Regions from separate parts of the Homo sapiens genome. Here all the other regions are linked to region 1. A link is an interaction called in ENCODE POLR2A ChIA-PET data of the cell type or tissue named here. Cell type or tissue: MCF 10A. All regions are shown on one strand. Each heading gives the region's core, and the rest is flanking DNA. Links, peaks and the distances in the headings are about the cores only.

Evidence for each region. Peaks named below come from ENCODE experiments on the same cell type or tissue, not always from the same donor. Only the 100,000 strongest peaks of a DNase experiment are listed, where the experiment ranks them.
Region 2: POLR2A ChIA-PET joins it to region 1 with 7 read pairs; 15 of 35 experiments call an interaction of 5 or more read pairs at or near these places.
Region 3: POLR2A ChIA-PET joins it to region 1 with 6 read pairs; 14 of 35 experiments call an interaction of 5 or more read pairs at or near these places.

What each region holds. Positions count from the first base shown.
Region 1 is chr3:179,024,716-179,032,108 of GRCh38, reverse strand. It overlaps ZMAT3 (zinc finger matrin-type 3), which reads left to right. Exons shown (of 6, transcript NM_022470.4): 3 at 1,110-1,229; 4 at 4,297-4,463; 5 at 4,586-4,686; 6 at 6,881-7,393. The coding sequence ends at 7,092. Among named protein-coding and RNA genes, the nearest start is that of ZMAT3, 43 kb to the left of the region's middle. In MCF 10A, for the core only: no CTCF peak of the experiment used is centred there; a DNase peak (open chromatin) is centred at 4,398.
Region 2 is chr3:179,078,573-179,086,972 of GRCh38, reverse strand. No RefSeq gene overlaps it. Among named protein-coding and RNA genes, the nearest start is that of ZMAT3, 11 kb to the right of the region's middle. In MCF 10A, for the core only: no CTCF peak of the experiment used is centred there; no DNase peak of the experiment used is centred there.
Region 3 is chr3:179,128,224-179,136,623 of GRCh38, reverse strand. It overlaps PIK3CA-DT (PIK3CA divergent transcript), which reads left to right. Exons shown (of 3, transcript NR_125401.1): 2 at 3,753-3,855. Among named protein-coding and RNA genes, the nearest start is that of PIK3CA-DT, 16 kb to the left of the region's middle. In MCF 10A, for the core only: no CTCF peak of the experiment used is centred there; a DNase peak (open chromatin) is centred at 4,227.

The DNA.
Region 1 (7,393 bases), core at 1,891-6,890:
ATCAGGCAGGGAGGTTGCAGTGAGCCGAGATGGCGGCAAGCAGTCCAGCCTCGGATCAGCATCAGAGGGAGGCTGTGTGGAGGGGGAGGGGGAGGAGGAGGGGGAGGGGGAGGAGGAGGGGGAGGAGGAGGGGGAGGGGGAGGAGGAGGGGGAGGGGGAGGGGGAGGGGGAGGGAGAGGGAGAGTTTTTTTTTTTTTTATTTGAGACAGAATCTAACTTTGTCACCCAGGCTGGAGTGCAGTGGTGTGATTTCCGCTCACTGCAACCTCCGCCTCCCAGGTTAAAGTGGTTCTCCTGCCTCAGCCTCCCGAGTAGCTGGGATTACAGGCATGTGCCACCATGCTCAGCTAATTTTTGTATTTTTAGTAGAGATGGGGTTTCACCATGTTGGTCAGGCTGGTCTCGAACTCCTGACCTCAGGTCATCCACCCTCCTTGGCCTCCCAAAGTGCTGAGATACAGGCATGAGCCACCGCACCCAGCCAATGTGATACTTTTTAAGAAACATACAGGAAATTAATTTCCTTTGGCTGTGTTCTCTTGTCTTTCCCAGAAAAATTTAATTGTTCTGTTAGAGCCAAAGAGTAGGCTCTTTTACTTCAAGATCTAGCAATCAAATCTAGCACTATAGTAGTCTGTTTACCCCCAGGGTTGTGTATGTGTGAAGGAATAAAATGTAGTTAGTATTGTGTTTTTTTCTTTTTTTTTTTAAGTGATTAAGTAAATACATTGATTAACTCAGTTTGACACACTTTCTCATGGTGATTACAGTTTTCATTTTTTTTTATCCATAGGAGATATCAAGACCTCTAGTAGAAGCCTAAAACCGTGATATTTCTGAACTCTTCTATATGCGTTTTTTTTTTTTCCTGTACATACATAACCCAGGAGAAAGTTTAATTTATAAATTGGGCTAGTAAGAGAATAACAACAATAATTAATTAGAAAAAAGAACAATTATAAAAATATACTGTCATGGAAATTATGTGAATGTGGTCTCTCTCTCAAAATATCTTAATATTTTTGGACCACAGTTGACCATAGCTAACTGAAATTGCTGAAACTGCAGATAAGGGTGGACTGCTGTACTCATTTTATTTTTATTTCTAGGGTAAAAATCATGGTAAGAAACTCCGAAATTACTATGCAGCAAATAGCTGTCCTCCTCCTGCTAGAATGAGCAATGTGGTCGAGCCTGCAGCTACTCCAGTTGTTCCAGTCCCTCCGCAGGTGAGACATGTGTGTCAGGGTGAAGCAGCATTAGGGTGGAAGCTGTAATATGCACAAATGGTTATAGATGACATTTGTCGTCCATGTGTCCATTAGGGTACAGTTGGGAAAATAATCCTGAAAGATGCTGCTTGGTACTTTTAACTCCTTGAACTACAGTGCTGGATTTAATGCAGGCTATTGTTACGTGAGTCTTTATACATTTCTTAAAATTCTGGGCTAAATAGGCCAGGTGCGGTCACTCATGCCTGTAATCCCAGCACTTTGGGAGGCCGAGACGGGCGAATCACGAGGTCAAGAGATCGAGACCATCATGGCTAACACGGTGAAACCCTGTCCCAATTAAAAATACAGAAAATTAGCCAGGCGTGGTGGCGGGCACCTGTAGTCCCAGCTGCTCGGGAGGCTGAGGCAGGAGAAAGGTGCGAACCCGGGAGGCGGAGCTTGCAGTGAGCTGAGATTGCACCACTGCACTCCAGCCTGGGCAACAGTGCGAGACTCCATCTCAAAAAAAAAAAAAAAAAAGAAATTCTGGGCTAAATGATCCTGAATGTCTAGGCTAACCCCAAAATGAAAAGAGAGATTTTCAAACATGTGTTCCTTTATTGCAGTTCATCCCATTTATTTCAGATTTTGCCTTCCAGTTGCAAAATTAGGTGTTTGAGATTGCTTATTACTTACCTCTATTCAGAGAGCCTGTGTAAACATGTTTTGAACCTTGCTATCATGAAACAGACTTGAAAACCAAGTTCTTCTGCTCTTTGGAAGATAGAACAGGTGCTTTAGGCAAGATATTCCTGTACCTTAGTAGCCTCTGAAACATGGAGTCTACTCTTAATCTGTCTTTGAAGTGTTATATGTCCATAAAAACAATACAGTGGTCATAAATAATAATAGTTATAATAGAGTACATATCGTGCCAGGCACTGTGCTGAGCATGTTTCATACGTTGTTTCAGTCAGGGCTGGGACTATGGTGAGGTGATGGATGCACTAAACTTGGGCATAAAATTTAAGAAGGAGCCAAAAAACTCAGTAATAAAGATAGATATTTAATACAATATTTTAGAAATGTAAAATTGATTTAAAATAGTGGTGAACAAAACATTAAAAACTTAAAATAAGTATTACTGATTTTCCTTTTGCCCCAGGCTGCAATATGACTTGGTGTGGCAGTGTTGTTACTGATTCTGAATGTAAAATTTTGGTATTTTATTCATCCTTAATTTTTTGCATTAAATTTAATTTTTTAAGCTGGGTGTGGTGGTGTGTGCCTGTAGTCTCAGGTACTTGGGAGGGTGAGGCACAAGAATCACTTGAACCCGGGAGGTGGAGGTTGCAGTGAGCCAAGATTGTGCCACTGCATTCCAGTCTGGGTGACAGAGCGAGACTATCTCAAAAAAATAAAAAGAAAATGTAATTAAAAAAATTCCATGAAAGTATTATTAATCTTGATTGCTGAGTTTTTTTTGATGCTCCATTAAATTCTGAGCCCAAGGCAAGTGTCTCACTTGCTTCATTTTAGTCCCAGGCCCTGACGTCATTTAATGCTTGCAGCGACTTAGAGGTATTGGCCATATTACTCAAATTGGTGTCCATAGGTCAGCAGTTTCAGCCTCACTGAAGTTTATTAGAAGCTTAGATGAGCTAAGTAACTTTCCATGGTGTTACAGGTTTTGTAAAGTGGTGGAGCAAGAATTTCTTTCTTTTTTTTTTTTTTTGAGATGGAGTTTTGCTCTTGTTGCCCAGGCTGGAGTGCAATGGTGTGCTGGGCTCACTGCAACCTCCGCCTCCTGGGTTTCAAGCAATTCTCTTGCCTCAGCCTCCTGAGTAGCTGGGATTACAGGTGCCTGCCACCATGCCCAGCTAATTTTTGTTATTTTAGTAGAGACAGGGTTTTGTCATGTTGGCCAGGCTGGTCTTGAACTCCTGACCTCAGGTGATCCACCTGCCTCGGCCTCCCAAAGTGCTGGGACTACAGGCATGAGCCACCGTGTCCAGCCCAAGAATTTCTTTTGATCTTAGACCTTTGCTTTTAACCAGTTTGTATCATTTTACTTTTCTGAGTGTTAGTTTTTAGTATTTAAAAGTGTGGGTAGCAATTCTGGCTGTTCTTCCTTCTCATGGATTTGTGGGGAAAATGAGATATATAAAAAACCAAATCAGAGAACAAGAAGATACCCAGAGAGATCTTCAAGCTGCATAGTTTTCCTGTCACTGGTTTCTGAAGGCTGCTCTAGAATTGAATAGCTACCCCCAGTGGGGGCTGTTTTCAGTGGGCTCCACCCTCCCGGGCAGGCAGCCTAAGCCTTTCTTCAGAGCATACCCCAGAAAAAACTTCCCTTCCAAGTGAAATGATGCTGTTTTCTGCAACTGTTGCTGATATATGTGGTTTCCAGAATCTTTATCATGTACTATATTATTCTCTTCTGGCCAAAACCTAGTGTGTCATTTTTTTTGTTAACCTAATACTTACTGAATGCCTACTATCTTCTGGGCAATCTGTTAGGCTCTCTTTAACATGTTATTCCACAACCTGACTACAGTTGTCTGGATTTGCTACTTATTTTTAATTTTTTTCCGGATTATATCTGTAGCTAGTTTGTAGACTCTTTGTGGACAGGGGCTCTTTTTAAAAAAATATATGACTATGTATCCCTCCTGGACTAGACAGCAACCCTGATAAAGAGTTAACAGTCACTAAATGCTTATCGATGGATTCTGCAGACTTTACTGTTTCCCGTAATGTGATTTTAGGCCTTACCTATTTTACCCATGACTTACTGTCCTAAATCTAAGGTTTTTAAACTCTTAAAAAATGTCTTCAGTGGCGACAGCAACTAGCCATTCACTAATTTGGTACCTAAGTGATTATAATGCAAAACCATGATTAAGTATCTCCCAGCCTTTTTGTTTTCCTGGATTGAATTATTTTCTTGATGAAGCTTAATGCTTGTGGTCATGCCATATCCTTTGGTTGTTTTTCAGCTCTTAGAAAGACCTTTGAGGAGAAGGAGGAAACTCTGTATTTTTTTTAACTTTGTTTCTTCTTGTGTCTTTGATGTCAGATGGGCTCCTTTAAGCCAGGAGGCCGAGTGATCCTGGCCACGGAGAATGATTACTGTAAGCTCTGTGATGCCTCCTTCAGTTCCCCAGCTGTGGCTCAGGCTCACTATCAAGGGAAGAATCATGCCAAGAGGCTGCGGCTGGCGGAAGCTCAGAGTAACTCATTCTCGTAGGTATTGCCATTTTCTCTGAGGCCAAAGTGTTATGTGAGATTGACTGTCTTTAAAGAAAAAGAGTAGAAAGGGATTCTTGTTTAGAAGACTCACTCTTTTTTAAACTTCTTTTCTCCAGGGAATCCTCAGAGCTGGGTCAACGGCGGGCCAGGAAAGAAGGGAATGAGTTTAAGATGATGCCTAACAGGAGAAATATGTATACAGTACAGAATAATTCAGGTATCTTGTCTGTTTCCACATACCTTGGGTACATTCTGTACCTAGTCTCCTTTGTTTTTATTTCTTTTAATGATAATAGATAGCCCTGAGAATTTGGAGTTAGTCAGTGTTTTATTGAATTAGTCTAGTGGCGGCCTTTCAGGCTGGTGTGTATTTCAGGTCTCATTTATTTACTTTATTGTTGTAAATAATATATTATTTATTTTGGTTTTACACTATAGTCTGTGTTTTAGGATCTCTTATCTTTGTCCCCTTATGTTTGTTTATATTTCCAGCTGAGAAATGTAAAAGACATGATAAAAATGGGCTACTTGGTTTAAAGTTGTACCATGTTAAAGAAAAGATTCTAAAGCAGTGTTTTTTAACCAGGCTAGTGAAACAGAATTACCCAAGGAGCTTTTACAAAATGCCTGAACCATGACTTAGAGATTTTCAATGAATAAATTTGGAGTAGGACCCAGACATATGTGTGTTTTGAAAATGCTTGCTTGATGCTTCTGATATACACATTTAGTTCACAAACACTGATTTATAGGAATAAATTCTGCATTTTCTGATTGTCTTCAGTAGGGAGAGTGGGCTGAGTAGTCCCTCACCCTCCCCTCTACTTCAGCCTCTGATTCATGCACATGCCAGCAGAGGTCATTTACTTGAACAGTGAAACAAATAGAAAACAGAGCTAACTGAAAAGCCAGAGAAGCCTACTAAAAAAAGGACATATAGAAAGCACAATTCAGGCCAGGCTCCTGTGGCTCGTGCGTGTAATCCCAGCACTTTGGGAGGCTGAGGTAGGTGGATCACCTGAGGTCAGGAGTTCGAGACCAGCCTGGCCAACACGGTGAAACCCCGTGTCTACTGAAAATACAAAATTAGCTGGGCATGGTGGCATACGCCTGTAATCCCAGCTACTTGGGAGGCTGAGGCAGGAGAATCGCTTGAACCTGGGAGGTGGAGGCTACAGTGAGCTGAGATTACACCACTGCATTCCAGTCTGGGTGACAGAGCAAGACTCTGTCTCAAAAAAAAAAAAAAAAAAAAAAAAAGCACAATTCATTATGATTAAGAAAAGTCTAAACATATATTAATAATTGTAATAAATGTAAAATTACCAAAGTCCAAAAAATGTTAAATTGGATGAAAGAAATCCATCTGAAATGAAAGAAGCTGGGATAGCTGTATTAATATCAGAAAAATAAATTTTAGGATAGATTATGTTCTCTGACCAGAGTACAATGAAATGAGATGTCAACAACAAAAATAGAAAAGCAAACAAAATTTCCATTTGTTTTCCAATTTAAAAACACTTCTAAATAACTCATGGTTCAAAGAAACAATTATACTGGAAATTAAAAATTCCTACAGTGAAACAGTAATGAAAATATATTAACACTTGTAGGATGCAGTGAAAGCAGTATTTTGAGAAAAGTATTACCTATATATTATTATAGTGGAAGTGAAAAGCATAAAGTTAACGAACTAAGCGTCCAGCTTATGAGGTCAGTAATGTAAAAAGAAGAAAATGAAATGATCAGTAATGTCACCAACACTTTTGCAGATTTCATTCTAGTCTCTTCATATGTATGACTTCTTTAAAATAGAAATGGGATCCTAGTTTGGGATATTCATAGTTTACTTAATAGCGTAAGAGTTTTCTATAGCATTATTATATTTAGCAATGGCATAGTTTTCCATTGCATTCATTACCATACTTTCTTTAATCCTATTTTTGAATCTCTTCTTCCCCCTAAATTTTTGCTTTTATAATCACTGCTGAGATAAACATATTGCTATTAAATCTCAGTGTGAAAATTCTTAGTATTTTCTTAGGATAATTCTTACAAGTAGAATTTTTGGATTAAAGGGTTAGCATAAGCATAAGACTTCTGATATAATGCTTGGAAATTAAAGTATTTTTAAAAGCGTATTCACTTTTTTAGAGACACAGCCATTTGGAATTTGGGTTTGGCTCTACAGCAATTTTTCTGACAATGGTTGGAGGAATCATTTTATCTTTTTAGATCGAACCTGTGTAAAATTGTAATTTTAAAAATCCATTAACTTCACATTCACTTAAAGCTAAGAATCTGTGAATTTTATAATTTGAACTTAGAATTACAAATTACAGTGATAATTGGTCAGGTTGTCATTCACTTAATGAATATTTTGAATATATTATTTTTATCTCTTGCTTTAGCAGGTCCTTACTTCAATCCCCGCTCTCGGCAGAGAATTCCACGTGATCTGGCCATGTGTGTTACTCCAAGTGGCCAGTTTTACTGCTCAATGTGTAATGTTGGAGCTGGCGAAGAGATGGAATTCCGGCAGCATTTAGAGAGCAAGCAACATAAGAGCAAGGTGTCTGAACAGCGGTACAGGAATGAGATGGAGAATCTGGGATATGTATAGTGATTATCATATTAAGATAGAGCAGCTTTTCCTGCCTGTTGTTTGCCTTTTGTCAACTTGCCCTGCTTTGTGGTCTTTTTGATATGAGTACATTCCTCTGCTTAATGTTAATACATGTAACCCACAGTGGTACCATGAGATGTCAAAACCTGGGGGCCCGGGGGCGGGGCGGGGGGAGGTGGGTGTGAAGAACGTGCTTCTTAGGTCATAACGCTTTTGCAGGGTCAATGGTGTTGAGCCGCTCATAGCATGTGACCTACCTACCCCATCAGAAATAACTTTTTATCTTGCTCAAGTTCTG
Region 2 (8,400 bases), core at 1,462-6,461, 55 kb before region 1:
TTTCTAATCCTTTTTTTTAGGCAGGGTCTCACTCTGTCATTGGGGCTGGAGTGCAGGGGCATGATCACGGCTCACTGCAGCCTCGACCTCCTGGGCTCTAGCAGTCCTCTCACCTCAGCCCCTGAATAGCTGAGACTACAGACGCACACCACCACACCTGGCTAATTTTTGTATTTTTTGTTGAGATGAGGTTTCGTCATGTTGCCCAGGCTAGTCTCGAACTCCTGAGCTCAAGCGATCCACCAGCCTCAGCCTCTCAAAGTACTGGGATTATAGGCGTGTGCCACCACGCCCAGCCTGATTTCTAATCCTTTATTGATTATACATATGCCAAAGATTTTTTTCAGCTTATGGCTTTTTATTCTTTTTGTGTTGTCTTTGTTTTGTAGAATGACATTTCTATTTATGACTTTATCTTTACAACATTACATACCCTTTGCACAGCAAGACCTTATTAAATATAGAAATTGCCTTGATAAGGTAAATCTTTGGGGGTGATTCTAAAAACTGAGGCTTTCAGAGCTTTGGTATGTTTGGGAAGATTAATGGTTGACAGAGTTTGCAATGTATGATTATAATACAAATATAAAGAAATCCAAGAAACAGACTTTTTTAAAAATCACATCCAGACTCCTAATAAATTGCCTTTCTAGACAAACACTTTTCCTTGTGATATATTCATTTTGTTCTTTTGGTTTTTGTTTATCTTATAGTCTCTGATGATTTCTTTGAAAATAAATTGCAATATAATAATATTTTGAGTTATTGCACTAGCCCAATAAAACAAAGTTGCCTGTTTGCCTCAGTACATTTATGCTGTTGAGAATAGGATGTGCTCATTTGCCCAGTTATTCTCCAGAACACATGACAGTCATCTATTTCACTGATCTTCAACTGATTTCAGAAAGATCTTCAATTACTGGTGGATCTTCTCCTACTAAATGGAAACCGAAAGAAAAGTGAAATTAAACAATAGAAACAATTAAATAAACTTGAAGAGAAGCTGACCAAGATATATAAATTAGGATATCTAAGTGTTTTTCTAAAATCTTTAATCTTTCATGACTACATTGAATGTTTATTAAAGTTTACTGTACAAATTTTCCATTTATCATTTGAAAGGCCTTATTATGAAGGCAATTCTTCCCATTTGATGACAAACGTCAGGCTTGGGGTGAAATTTGATTTTCCTTGAGATACAGACTTCCTTCTCCATTTCTAAAGTAAAGTTTTATTGTTTCTCCAGTGCCTGACCAACCTGGATGCATTGGTAAATCCAGTTATTTGCTTTCCACAGGATGCTGAGAAATTGTAAAAGAGAGCTGGGTGCAGTGGCTCACACCCGTAATCCCAGAACTTTGGGAGGCCGAGGCGGCGGGTGGATCACGAGGTCAGGAGATCGAGACCATCCTGGCTAACACGGTGAAACCCCGTCTCTACTGAAAATACAAAAAATTAGTCAGGTGTGGTGGTGGGTGCCTGTAGTCCCAGCTACTTGGGAGGCTGAGGCAGGAGAATGGCATGAATCCAGGAGGCAGAGCTTTCAGTGAGCCGAGATCATGCCACTGCATTCCAGCCTGGGCGACGGAGCGAGACTTTGTCTCAAAAAAAAAAAAAAAAAAATTGCAAAAGAGTGAGATGGTCTTCCTGCTCACCTCCAATCTTTGGAACTGGGGTTGTCTTTTCTGTCAGAGAACCTTATTAACAGTATATTTTCACTACCTGAATTACTAATACTCAGCATAGTCTTTGACTGGGGGATTGCTGGGTCAAATTTCTGCCTCTGGGTCTTTGAGGAATCACTACATTGTCTTGCACAATGGTTGTACTAATTTACACTCCCACCAACAGTGTAAAAGTGTTCCTTTTTCTCCGCAACCTCAACAGCATCTTCTTCTAGGATTTTTATAGTTGGAGGTCTTACATTTAATCCTGAATCCATCTTTAGTTAACTTTTGTGTATGGTGATAGGTAGGGTTCCAGTTTCATTCCTCTGCATATGGCTAGCCAGGTATCCCAGCACCATTTATTGAATGGGGAGTCATTTTCCCATTGCTTATTTTTGTCAAGTTTGCCAAAGATCAGCTGACTGTTATTTCCAGGTACTCTATTCCATTGGTCTATGTGTCTGTTTTTGTACCAGTAGCATGCTGTTTTGGTTACTATGGCCTTATGATATAGTTTGAGGTTGGGTAATGTGATTCCTCCAGCTTTTTTCTTTTTGCTTAGGATTGCTTTGATTATTTGGGCTCTTTTTTGATTCCATATGAATTTTAGAATAGTTTTTTTCTAATTCTGTAAAAAATGATGTTTGTAGTTTGATAAGAATAGTGTTGAATCTATAGATTGCTTTGGACAGTATGGCCATTTTAACAATATTGATTCAATCCATGAATATGGAATGTTTTTCAATTAGTTTATGTCATCTATGATTTATTTCAGCAGTGTTTCATAGTTCTCCTTGTAGAGATCTTTCACTTCCTTGGTTAGAGGTATTCCTATTCCTTTTTTGGTTGCTATTGTAAGTGAAATTGTATTCTTCTTGATTTGACTCTCAGCTCGAACATTACTGTTGTATATAAATGCCATTAATTTTGTATCCTGAAACTTTACTGAAGTTGTTTATCAGTTCCAGGAGCCTTTTGGTGAAGTCTTCAGGGGTTTTCTAGGTATAGAATCGTATCATCAAAGAAGAGAGCTAATTCGACCACTTCTTTTTTTATTTGGATGCTTTTTCTTTCTTTCTCTTGCCTGTCTGCTCTGGCTAGGACTTCCTGTTTATCTTCTTAATTAGCATGCAAGAACAAAGAGCTTAGGGATTTCTTTGTCTTGTTCTCTGCTGTATCCCCAGCATCTAGAATAGTACCTGACACAAAGCAGGCTTTGACTGAATTTGTTAAATGAATGAATACATGAATGAGGTGATGGATTCCCCTAAAGTAATGGCCACTTTTTTGGACACCAATGAACCTTTCTCTATTCATATGTTTCTAGATGAAACTTCAACTGTAGACATGCCTCTATTACCTGTGGTTGTTGTTTCAAGCCCTTGTTTTGTTAAGCAGAGGGAGGGTGGGATTGCCTTGCTTGAAAAGAAAAACTAATTTGACAGTAAAGGCCAGAGTTATAACAAATCATAAAGAGTTCTATCAACTTCAAGTGCACTCTTTTTTCAAATGCAACTTGTAAGTCACCTTGACATTAAAGAACATCAGCACTGGTATGGACCTCTAGGACTTTGTCAGGCATAACTGTCATTCTTCAATAGTTTGGAAAATACTAAAGGGCAATGTGCCATTTTGTAGATTTTTTTTAAGCAGCTTACATTTAAACTTGAAGAAATCCTACATTTCTATCATCTGTATATATATATATATATAGAGAGAGAGAGAGAGAGAGAGATTCATAAAATGTTATATTTGTCTATGACTGAGATATAATCTAATCCAAATAATTTATTATGCAAATAAAGATGATGCCCAGAGCTATTGATTTATCCAAAATCATTTCAGAAATGAGTGGCATAATCAGTACATCTACCTAGGTTCCTGACACCTAGTTCAGTTTTTCCTTCCAGCACTTAAATGTCAGTCAGTATAGTTGTCACCAGCTGACCAATTGAAGTAGCTGGTACTTCACAGCAAGACCTGCTTCTCTGAGCTTGTCCCTCTGACCAGAGATGATGGATCCAGGCATGGACATCTGACCTACTCTTATTCAAGCAAATTCTGGGTCAAGGTTGTTAAGTTTGGAACAGAATGAGATTCGGTCTTTCCTGAGGGTGGAAGTCATGAGCTGAAAGCCTTGGGAACTCTGGGCACCCATGTTTCCTTCCTTGTGGGAGAACCAAGGCTGCAGTGAAGCAGAGTGAACTCTGTTTGCCCTAAGAAAGAAACAACTCCTAAAGAGCAAGAGAGACTCCAGGCAGCATCTGAGTCCTCACTTCCAGGTTCCCAGCTGCCTTCCCTATAGTAGGGCTACTAGAGAATCTCCAGGGTCTTTCCATTCCTTTGGACCAAATCAATTTGAGTGTGTTTCTGTCATTGTCACAAAAAACATACATATTGAATAACTAGAAGATTTATAGCAACATTCTAATCTCCCAAGGAAAGACAAATCAATATTGAGCTTCTACTACATGTCAGGTACTGGAAATACATTGTTTTTTCAACCTAACAATCCTATGAAGCTGGTCTTATTTTCTGCATTTTAGATTAGGGAAGTGAAGTTCCATGCTAAGTCAGAAGGCCTTAAGTACCTGCATTCAAATTTGAATTCAGATGCTCAAATTCCAAAGTTTGTAATCCTTCCAATGAGTCACATTGCCTTAAATTCACTGTGATCTATGCTTTGCTACTCAAAGTGTGACATCACCTGGAAGCTTGTTAGAAATGCAGAATCACAATCCCAACGTCAGACTACTGAGACATTATCTGTACTTTAAAAAGATTGCCAGGTGATTCGCATGCATGTTCAAGTCTGAGAAGCTCTGATCTAGTAGAAACAAAGGTACAGGGAGATGTAAGCTGAATAACTTTGAACGGTAACCTAACATTTCAGAATCATCTCTAAAATAAGTAAAATAATATCTACCTCACTGGAATTATTGTGACTGAGAAAAGAAAAATATCTCAGAGCAGTCTGAGCTATGCAAGGTGTACAAAACTTATTAGGCCAAGAACAACATGAATATGGGACTTCAGTCATTCATGCGCTAACCCCCTTGTGCCTGGGGCAGTTATTTAAAGGCATTTGTTCCTGACTAGCTGCCTCACTCACTATCTCAATGTTCTGGAATTTGTGTTACAAAGAACAATGTATAGTCAAACAACAGCTTAAAATTTTTTTTTAGAGATGGTGTCTTGCTATGTTGCCCAGGCTGCTTTCAAACTCTTGGCCTCAAGGGATTCTGCCACTTCAGCCTCCCGAGTAGCTGAGATTATAGATGTGAGCCACTTCACTGGCTCTCATGTTTTGTAATGTAAATTCTTGGTAAACAACTTAGGAACTGCCTCTTCTGCTTTATAAGCCTACTTGTAACTGCTGCTAATTGGAACATATATTCAGGGCAACATGAATCTCTGCTCCCAGGTTGCAATCCTCAAACTTGCCCCAATTAAACTCTCTACTTATATTAAATTTGCATCATTTTTTTCTTTAGGTCAACATGAGGATGATATGAGCTAGGGTATAAAAGCCCTGGCTAGAGTACCTAGCTAGGGTATAGTGCCTGGCATAGTAGGCTCTTACTGTAGTATCCTTACATTCCAACATTAAATAAATGTATCATTCTTCTCGTTGTTGGACAGCACTGATAAACACATACACAAAATGATGCAGATAAGAATGTATGTATGCATAATGAACAAGCATTTCCTCAAAATAGTATTGTGACTGCAAGCGTAAAAGGTCAAAGGGAAATATGGTTTGATTTTCTTTGTCATAATGGGTATACAAAATTAAGTTCACACTAGCGATGTCAATGGCAAAGCAACAATGAAAGCTAACCAATTTGAATAAGAGACACAGAATTAAAACAAAAGTTAACTCTAGTAATTTTAGAAGTAGCAGAGAAGTTGTGTAGGTTGAGAGAGGGAAAAGAATATTGGATCAGAAAAGGAATACAGTTTTTAGGAAAGTTGCTAATTATTTCTACTGCTTTCAGATCATAAGACCTAAATTGGATAATCATATAACTCACAGGATACAGAAAAGAAATGTGATTGCTATTGTATTAAAAATATTCATTTTCTCTCTTGTATATTGATAGACCTGTCCACAAGGAAGAGTGTAGAATTTTAGCAATAGTACAAGTAGACAATAAAGTATTTTAAACACTTGAATATAATTCAAGACTTTGGTAATTTTTCTCTATGCCAGAAATATTACATAAAAGAAAATGCTTTTTTTTTTAGAATTTCATTAAATATTGTACATACAATGAAGAAAATCACAAAATGTTAGTGAAGAGCATGAAAGTCTTCAATCATTGTACAGTGGTAGGAAAGAGAATAGTGTAAAATTTTAACTTATCCACAAATGTATGTATAGATTTGACAAAATTCAATTGAAATCGCAATGGAAGTTGAGGAATTTGACAATGTGATTCTAAAGTTAATCAAGAAGTATAAACAACAAATACTAAGCAAGGAAAGTAAAAATAAAACAAACAAAAAACTAGGAATGAGAGATACACATTTTTAACGAAGTAATCTGTATACATAGTTTAAAGAGTCACAAAAAGGTAGGGGGACTTATATTAATCTCCGCCTAAAAAATTACCCCAAGCTGGCTGGGCACAGTGGCTCACGCCTGTAATCCCAGCACTTTGGGAGGCCGAGATGGGTGGATTGCCCGAGGTCAGGAGTTCAAGACCAGTCTGGCCAACATGGTGAAACCCTGTCTCTAATAAAAATACAAAAAAATTAGCTGGAAGTGGTGGCGGGTGCCTGTAATCCCAGCTACTGGGGAGGCTGAGGCAGAGGAATTGCCTCTGCTGAGGCAGAGATGGAGGTTGCAGTGAGCCGAGATCGCTCCATCGCACTCCAGTCTAGGTGACAGAGCGAGACACCGTCTCAAAAAACAAACAACCCCCCACCAAAAAAAAACCAAAAAACAAAAAACCCCAAAATTACCCTAAGCTTAGCAGTTTATAACAACATTCATTACCTCACATGGTCTCTGTGGTTAGGTCTCTGGGACTGATTTAATTGGATGGTTCTGATTCAGGGTCTCTCATGAGGTTGCAGTCAAGTCAGGAGGCGGCCATCTAAAGGCTTGACTGGAACTTGGACGATCTACTTCTAAGGTCACATGCCATGTGGGCCCCTCCAGAGGGCAGTTTCAGTGAGGCAAGGGTCTCTAAAAGAGCAAGCAGTTCGTCTTCACAAGTAGCTCTTTTAATAGGTTCACATTCTGATCTTTTAGGAGCAAAAATTTCCAGAAGCAAGTAACGAAGTTTTGTTCTGCTTGTTCTAGTTTTGTTAAACACAGGTACGGGAAAGTATGGCTGGTCTCAGAATCATTTAACAGAAGATGGGAAACTATGTTTGGTTTTAACATTGTTCAGCACAGGAGCAGGGTATTATGTTGGCTTCTTTCTCAGATCTACGAAGGGAGGTATGGGATACTTGGCATATATGCACCCAGGAGGGACTGGTGACTGCAACTTTAGGGTTAGAATAGACTTCACAGAAGAGGTGTCATAGAAGCCGAGACCCATAGGATGAGTCAAACTTCCTTTCCTTATCTGTCTCTCTCTTTCTTGTCTTGTCTTGTCTTGCTTTGTCACCGAGGCTGGAGTGCAGTGACCCAATCTCAGTTTACTGCAGCTTCAACCTCCTGGGTGCAAGCAATCCTCCCTCCGTCACCTCCTGAGTGTCTAGGTCTACAGGTGCATCCCATCATGCCTGCCTAATTTTGTTCATTTTTTGTAGAGATGAAGTGTCACTATATTGCCCAGGCTGGTTTCAAACTCCTGGGCTCAAGGCCTTCTCCTGCCCCGGCCTCCAAAGTGCTGGGACTACAGGCATAAGCCACCATGCGTGGCCTAAAATTTCTGTAAGTAAAAAAATATTGGCCGGGTGCGGTGGCTCATGCCTGTCATCCCAGCACTTTGGGGGCTGGGACAGGGGGATCATCTGAGCTTAGGAGTTTGAGACCAGCCTGGCCAACATGGTGAAACCCCGTCTCTACTAAAAATACAAAAAATTAGCTGAGTGTGGTGGTGGGTGCCTGTAATCTCAGCTACTCAGGAGGCTGAGGCAGGAGAATCGTTTGAACCCTGGGGGTAGGGGGAGGGGGCGGAGGTTGTAGTGAGCCGAGATAGCGCCACTGCACTCCAGCCTGGGTGACAAAGCAAGACTCTGTCTCAAAAAAAAAAAAAAAATATATATATATATATATAGAGAGAGAGAGAGAGAGAGACAGAGAGAGAGTGCATGAGAGAGAGCAAGTAAACAAAAAACTAGGAGAACTACTCTTAACATAAAGAGACAATGGGTTGATGTTCTCAAAAGTGTATACTGCATAATAAATGAGATTAGTCTCCAGAAGAAAAATAAAGGACAAAATCAGACAATTCTCAAAAAATAACTGCAAAAATTAAATAAGGAAAGACATGAAAATGTCAACATACCATTTTGTTGCTTAGCAAATTGTAAAGAAGAAAAATTTTGTAATAAGCAATATTGTGTGTGAACAGTGAGAGGATCACACTCAGAAAGGGCCTAGTGGGAATGTTGAGTGGGCCACTGTTTCGGAAAGCCAATTTGGCAAAATGTATTATAAGCCTTAAAAGCGTTCATTCCCTTTGATCTAGTAACTTCATATTATAATAATTTAATCTAATAAAAATATTTATAAATTCAAATCAAGATATATGAACAATGATGAGGTGCT
Region 3 (8,400 bases), core at 1,295-6,294, 110 kb before region 1:
TTCTGCACAGTTCTGTGACTAGGGCCTTTCCTTGGGGGAAAAGCCATGAGATAGAAAAACAAAGACCTGGGAGACTTACCTGTTGGAGGTAGCACCTCAACATTTTTGACTACCTTCCATGACTGACTGACTTTTATTTACTTTTCAGAGTCCTCAGGTAGTTATTTCATTTTATCTAGAGCTTTAGAGGGAGAATTAGGCTATAGTGGGCTTGTCCTACCATACTGGAGGTAGGACTTTGAAACTATGGTTAAATGTTTTATTGTTTCTTTATATGAGTCATGGCACAAGAAAGTAAGTTCCATGAGACCAAACTGTTTTCGTAGCACTTAAACATTATTAAAAGTGCTAGATTTATAGAAGGACTCAAATTGAATGGGAAACATGTTGATATGTGTGCTGCTTGTTAGAAAAGGAACAGGTCTTTATTACAAATGGAAGTGTGGCACCAGACATCACCTAGTGTCATGTGTTACAGAGACAAGCACTAGCAATGAAAAGAAAATCTACATCCCTCAACAATTAAGAAGTATGTATCATCTCAAAGTATAATTAAATCTAATAGTTTTCAATTTATTTGGAGTGAAGCAATAGATTATTTGCAAATAGTATCTTTTAAACACAGAGTATTATCCACAAGTAAAATTTGTATTAGTTTATTTGAGCTATCTTATGAACTATATATTTTTAACTTTAAAAATATTTTTATTGATACATAATATTTGCACATATTTATGGGGCATATGTGATATTTTGTTAGTTGCATAGACTGTGTAATGATCAAGTAGGGATATTCACGATATCCCTCACCTCAAGTATGTGTCATTTCAATGTTTTGGGAACATTTCGAGTCCTCTCATCTAGCTATTTTGAAATATACGTTGTTGTGAACTATAGTCACCTACTCTGCTATCGGACGTTAGAACTTATTTCTTCTATCTAACTGTATGTTTGTACCAATTAACCAATCTTCCTTCATCCTCTGCCCACAACACACATACCCTTCCCAGTCTCTGGTAACCATCATTCTACTCTCTACCTCTATGAGATTAGTGTTTTAGCTCCCATGTATGGGTGAGAACATGCAATATTTGTCTCTCTGTGCCTGGCTTATTTCACTTAGCATAATGACCTCCAGTTCTGTCTATGTTGCTGCAAATGACAAGATTTCATTCTTTTTATAGCTGAATAGTATTCATATATATATATATATATATATATATATATATATGATCACATTTTCTTCATCTATTCATCAATTGGTAGATAGATACTTAGGTTGGTTCCATATTTTTCCTATTGTGAATAATGCTGCAATAAACATGGGAGTGCAGGTATCCCTTTGACATACCAATTTCTTTTCCTTTGGATAAATACCCTGTAGTGGTATTGCTGGATCATATGGTGGTTCTAGTTTTAGTTTTTTGAGATATATCCATACTGCTTTTCATAATGGCTGTACTAATTTACATTCCCACCAACACTATGAAGAGTTCCCTTTTCTCTGAATCCTTGCCAGCATCTGTTATTTTTTGTCTTTTTAATAATAGCCATTCTAACTGGGGCAAGATGATATCTCATGATTTTTGATTTGCATTTCCTTGATGACTGGTAATGCTGAGTATTTTTTATATACTCGTTAGCCATTTGTATGTCTTTTGAGAATTGTCTACTCGTGTCCTTTCTCCACTTTTAAATGGCATTTTTTTTTGTTTCTTTTTTTTTTTTTTTTTCTTTTTGCTGTTGAGTTGTTTGAGTTCCTTGTATATTCTGGATAATAGTTTCTGGTCAGATGAATAGTTTGCAGATGTTTTCTCCTATTCAACGGTTGTTTCTTCACTCTGCTGATTGTTTTCTTTGCTGTGCAGAAGCTTTTTAGTTTAATATAGTCCCATTTTTCTGTTTTCATTTTTGTTGCCTGTGCTTTTCAGGTCCTAGCCATAAGATATTTGACTAGACCAGTGTCCCGAAGTGCTTCCTGTGTGTTTTCTTCTAGTAGTGTTATATTTTCAGATATTTCTTTTAAGTCTTTAATCTACTTTGAGTTTATTTTAGTATATAATGGAATATCTACCTTATTCTGCATATGGATATTCAATTTTTGCAGAACCATTTATTGAAGAAAGTGTCCTTTCTCCCATGTATGTTCTTGGTGACTTTGTCAAAAATCAGTAAGCTGTAAAAAAAATGTGGATTTATATTTAGGTTCTCTATTCTGTTCTATTAATTTATATGTCTATATTTATTCAAATATATTTTTATTTGGGTTACTATATCCTTGTAACTGTTTGAAGTCAGGTAGTATGATGCCTCTAGTTTTGTTCTTTCTGCTTAAGATTGCTTTGATTATTTGGCCTCGTTTTTGTTTCCATATAAATTTTAGAATTATTTTTTCTATTTCTGTGAAAAATGGCATTGGTATTTTGAGAGAAATTTCATGGGATCTGTAGGTTACTTTGGGTAGTGTGGTCATTTTAACAGTATTAATTCCTCCAATCCACAAGCATGAGATGTCCTTTCATTTGTTTGTGCCCACTTCAATTTCTGTCATCACTGTTTTGTAGCTTTCCTTGGAGAGCTTTTTTCCCACTTTGGTTATTTCTATGTAGTTTACTTTTTGGTAGGTATTATAAATGGGATTTCCTTCTTGATTTCTATTTCAGCTAGTTCATTATTAGTGTAGAGAAATGCTACTGATTTTTATATGTTGATTTTGTATTCTGCAACTTTACTGAATTTGTTAATCAGATCTAATAGTTTTTTGGTGGAGACTTTAGGTTTTTCTAAATATAAGATCATGTCATCTGCAAAGAGGGATAGTTTCACTTCCTCTTTTCCAATTTAGATGCTTTTTCTTTTCCGCCTTTCTCTTGTCTGATTGCTCTGGCTAGGACTTCCAGCACTATGTTGACTAGTATACAGTGGTGAAAGTGGGCATCCTTTCCTGTTCCATTCCAGATCTTATAGGAAAGGCATTCAGCTTTTCCCCATTCAGCATGATGTTAGTTGTGGGTTTGTGATATATAGCCTTTATTATGTTGTGGTATGTTACTTGTATGCCTAGTTTGTTGAGAGTTTTTTTTTTTTAACATGAAGGATGTTGAATTTTATTAAGTGCTTTTTCTGCATCAATTGAGATGATCATATGGTTTTTGTCCATCATTCTGTTAATGTGATGTATCACATTTATTGATTTGAATATGTTGAATTATCCTCGCAACCATGGGATATATGACACTTGATCATGGTGTATAATCTTTTTGATGTGTCGTTGGATTTGGTTTGCTAGTATCTTGTTGAGGATTTTTGTGTCTGTGTTCATCAGGGATATTGGCCTGTAGTTTTTGATGTTGGGTCCTTGTCTGTTTTTGATATCAGGGTAATGCTGGCCTTATAGAATGAGTCAGGGAGAATTCCCTCTTCTTCCATTTTTTTGAATAGTTTGAAAAGAATTCATGTTAGTTTTTCATTGAAAGTTTAGTAGAATTTGGCAGACATCTGGTCCTTGGTTTTTGTTTGTTGGAAGACTTTTTGTTACTGATTTAACATCATTACTTATTATTGGCCTGTTCAGGTATTCTATTTCTTCCCGATTCAATCTTGGTAGGTTGTATGCATCCAGGAATTTATCTATTTCTACTAGGTTTTAATGTGAACTTTTTTGTTTCTGGTTTTGTTTGAGTCATTTCACTTTTTTTCTTGGTTAGTCCAGCCAGAAGTTTATTGATTTTGTTTATCTTTTAAAAAATCAGCTTTTGGGAGAGGAGCCAAGATGGCCAAATAGGAACGGCTCTGGTCTACAGCTCCCAGCGTGAGCGACACAGAAGATGGGTGATTTCTGCATTTCCATCTGAGGTACCGGGTTCGTCTCACTAGGGAGTGCCAGACAGTGGGCGCAGGTCAGTGGGTGCAGCGCACCGTGCGCGAGCCCAAGCAGGGCGAGGCATTGCCTCACTCGGGAAGCACAAGGGGTCAGGGAGTTCCCTTTCCTAGTCAAAGAAAGGGGTGACAGATGGCACCTGGAAAATCGGGTCACTCCCACCCGAATACTGCGCTTTTCTGACGGGCTTAAAAAACAGTGCACCAGGAGATTATATCCCGCACATGGCTCGGAGGGTCCTACACCCACGGAGTCTCGCTGATTGCTAGCACAGCAGTCTGAGATCAAACTGCAAGGCGGCCGTGAGGCTAGGGGAGGGGCGCCTGCCATTGCCCAGGCTTGCTTAGGTAAACAAAGCAGCCGGGAAGCTGGAACTGGATGGAGCCTGCCACAGCTCAAGGAGGCCTGCCTGCCTCTGTAGGCTCCGCCTCTGGGGGCAGGGCACAGACAAACAAAAAGACAGCAGTAACCTCTGCAGACTTAAATGTCCCTGTCTGACAGCTTTGAGGAGAGCAGTGGTTCTCCCAGCACGCAGCTGGAGATCTGAGAACGGGCAGACTGCCTCCTCAAGTGGGTCCCTGACCCCTGACCCCTGAGCAGCCTAACTGGGAGGCACCCCCCAGTAGGGGCACACTGACACTTCACATGGCCAGGTACTCCTCTGAGACAAAAATTTCCAGAGGAACGATCAGACAGCAGTATTCGCAGTTCATGAAAAACCGCTGTTCTGCAAACACCGCTGTGGATACCCAGGCAAACAGGGTCTGGAGTGGACCTCTAGCAAACTCCAACAGACCTGCAGCTGAGGATCCTGTCTGTTAGAAGGAAAACTAACAAACAGAAAGGATGTCCACACCAAAAACCCATCTGTACATCACCATCATCAAAGACCAAAAGTAGATAAAACCACAAAGATGGGGAAAAAACAGAGCAGAAAAACTGGAAACTCTAAAAAGCAGAGCACATCTCCTCCTCCAAAGGAATGCAGTTCCTCACCAGCAATGGAACAAAGCTGGACAGAGAATGACTTTGACGAGTTGAGAGAAGAAGGCTTCAGACGATCAAACTACAAGCTACAGGAGGAAATTCAAACCAAAGGCAAAGAAGTTAAAAACTTTGAAAAAAATTTAGACGAATGTATAACTAGAATAACCAATACAGAGAAGTGCTTAAAGGAGCTGATGGAGCTGAAAGCCAAGGCTCGAGAACTACGTGAAGAATGCAGAAGCCTCAGGAGCCGATGCGATCAACTGGAAGAAAGGGTATCAGCAGTGGAAGATGAAATGAATGAAATGAAGTGAGAAGGGAAGTTTAGAGAAAAAGAATAAAAAAAAACAAACAAAGCCTCCAAGAAATATGGGACTATGTGAAAAGACCAAATCTATGTCTGATTGGTGTAGCTGAAAGTGACGGGGAGAATGGAACCAAGTTGGAAAACACTCTGCAGGATATTATCCAGGAGAACTTCCCCAATCTAGCAAGGCAGGCCAACATTCAGATTCAGGAAATACAGAGAACGCCACAGAGATACTCCTCAAGAAGAGCAACTCCAAGACACATAATTGTCAGATTCACCAAAGTTGAAATGAAGGAAAAAATGTTAAGGGCAGCCAGACAGAAAGGTCGGGTTACCCACAAAGGGAAGCCCATCAGACTAATGGCGGATCTCTCGGCAGAAATTCTACAAGCCAGAAGAGAGTGGGGGCCAGTATTCAACATTCTTAAAGAAAAGAATTTTCAACCCAGAATTTCATATCCAGCCAAACTAAGCTTCATAAGTGAAGGAGAAATAAAATACTTTACAGACAAGCAAATGCTGAGAGATTTTGTCACCACCAGGCCTGCCCTAAAAGAGCTCCTGAAGGAAGCGCTAAACATGGAAAGGAACAACCGGTACCAGCGGCTGCAAAATCATGCCAAAATGTAAAGACCATCGAGACTAGGAAGAAACTGCATCAACTAACGAGCAAAATAACAAGCTAACATCATAATGACAGGATCAAATTCACACATAACAATATTAACTTTAAATGTAAATGGACTAAATGCTCCAATTAAAAGACACAGACTGGCAAATTGGATAAAGAGTCAAGACCCATCAGTGTGCTGTATTCAGGAAACCCATCTCACGTGCAGAGACACACATAGGCTCAAAATAAAAGGATGGAGGAAGATCTACCAAGCAAATGGAAAACAAAAAAAGGCAGGGGTTGCAATCCTAGTCTCTGATAAAACAGACTTTAAATCAACAAAGATCAAAAGAGACAAGGCCATTACATAATGGTAAAGGGATCAATTCAACAAGAAGAGCTAACAATCCTAAATATATATGCACCCAATACAGGAGCACCCAGATTCATAAAGCAAGTCCTGAGTGACCAACAAAGAGACTTAGACTCCCACACATTAATAATGGGAGACTTTAACACCCCACTGTCAACATTAGACAGATCAACGAGACAGAAAGTTAACAAGGATACCCAGGAATTGAACTCAGCTCTGCACCAAGCGGACCTAATAGACATCTACAGAACTCTCCACCCCAAATCAACAGAATATACATTTTTTTCAGCACCACACCACACCTATTCCAAAATTGACCACATAGTTGGAAGTAAAGCTCTCCTCAGCAAATGTAAAAGAACAGAAATTATAACAAACTATCTCTCAGACCACAGTGCAATCAAACTAGAACTCAGGATTAAGAAACTCACTCAAAACCACTCAACTAAATGGAAACTGAACAACCTGCTCCTGAATGACTACTGGGTACATAACGCAATGAAGGCAGAAATAAAGATGTTCTTTGAAACCAACGAGAACAAAGACACAACATACCAGAATCTCTGGGACACATTCAAAGCAGTGTGTAGAGGGAAATTTATAGCACTAAATGCCCACAAGAGAAAGCAGGAAAGATCCAAAATTGACACCCTACCATCACAATTAAAAGAACTAGAAAAGCAAGAGCAAACACATTCAAAAGCTAGCAGAAGGCAAGAAATAACTAAAATCAGAGCAGAACTGATGGAAATAGAGACACAAAAAACCCTTAAAAATTAATGAATCCAGGAGTTGGTGTTTTGAAAGGATCAACAAAATTGATAGACTGCTAGCAAGACTAATAAAGAAAAAAAGAGAGAAGAATAGACACAATAAAAAATGATAAAGGGGATATCATCATGGATCCCACAGAAATACAAACTACCATCAGAGATTACTACGAACACCTCTACGCAAATAAACTAGAAAATCTAGAAGAAATGGATAAATTCCTCGACACATACACTCTCCCAAGACTAAACCAGGAAGAAGTTGAATCTCTGAATAGACCAATAACAGGATCTGAAATTGTGGCAATAATCAATAGCTTACCAACCAAAAAGAGTCCAGGACCAGATGGATTCACAGCCGAATTCTACCAGAGGTACAAGGAGGAACTGGTATCATTCCTTTGAAACTATTCCAATCAATAGAAAAAGAGGGAATCCTCCCTAACTCATTTTATGAGGCCAGCATCATCCTGATACCAAAGCCAGGCAGAGACACAACCAAAAAAGAGAATTTTAGACCAATATCCTTGATGAACATTGATGCAAAAATCCTCAATAAAATACTGGCAAACCGAATCCAGCAGCACATCAAAAAGCTTATCCACCATGATCAAGTGGGCTTCATCCCTGGGATGCAAGGCTGGTTCAATATATGCAAATCAATAAATGTAATCCAGCATATAAACAGAACCAAAGACAAAAACCACATGATTATCACAATAGATGCAGAAAAGGCCTTTGACAAAATTCAACAACCCTTCATGCTAAAAACTCTCAATAAATTAGGTATTGATGGGACATATCTCAAAATAATAAGAGCTATCTGTGACAAACCCACAGCCAATATCATACTGAATGAGCAAAAACTGGAAGCATTCCCTTTGAAAACTGGCACAAGACAGGGATGCCCTCTCTCACCACTCCTATTCAACATAGTGTTGGAAGTTCTGGCCAGGGCAATTAGGCAGGAGAAGGAAATAAAGGGTATTCAGTTAGGAAAAGAGGAAGTCAAATTGTCCATGTTTGCAGACGACATGATTGTATATCTAGAAAACCCCATTGTCTCAGCCCAAAATCACCTTAAGCTGATAAGCAACTTCAGCAAAGTCTCAGGATACAAAATCAATGTACAAAAATCACGAGCATTCTTATACACCAATAACAGACAAACAGAGAGCCAAATCATGAGTGAACTCCCATTCACAATTTTTTCAAAGAGAATAAAATACCTAGGAATCCACCTTACAAGGGACGTGAAGGACCTCTTCAAGGAGAACTACAAACCACTGCTCAAGGAAATAAAAGAGGATACAAACAAATGGAAGAACATTCCATGCTCATGGGTAGGAAGAATCAATATCGTGAAAATGGCCATACTGCCCAAGGTAATTTATAGATTCAATGCCATCCCCATCAAGCTACCAATGACTTTCTTCACGGAATTGGAAAAAACTACTTTAAAGTTCA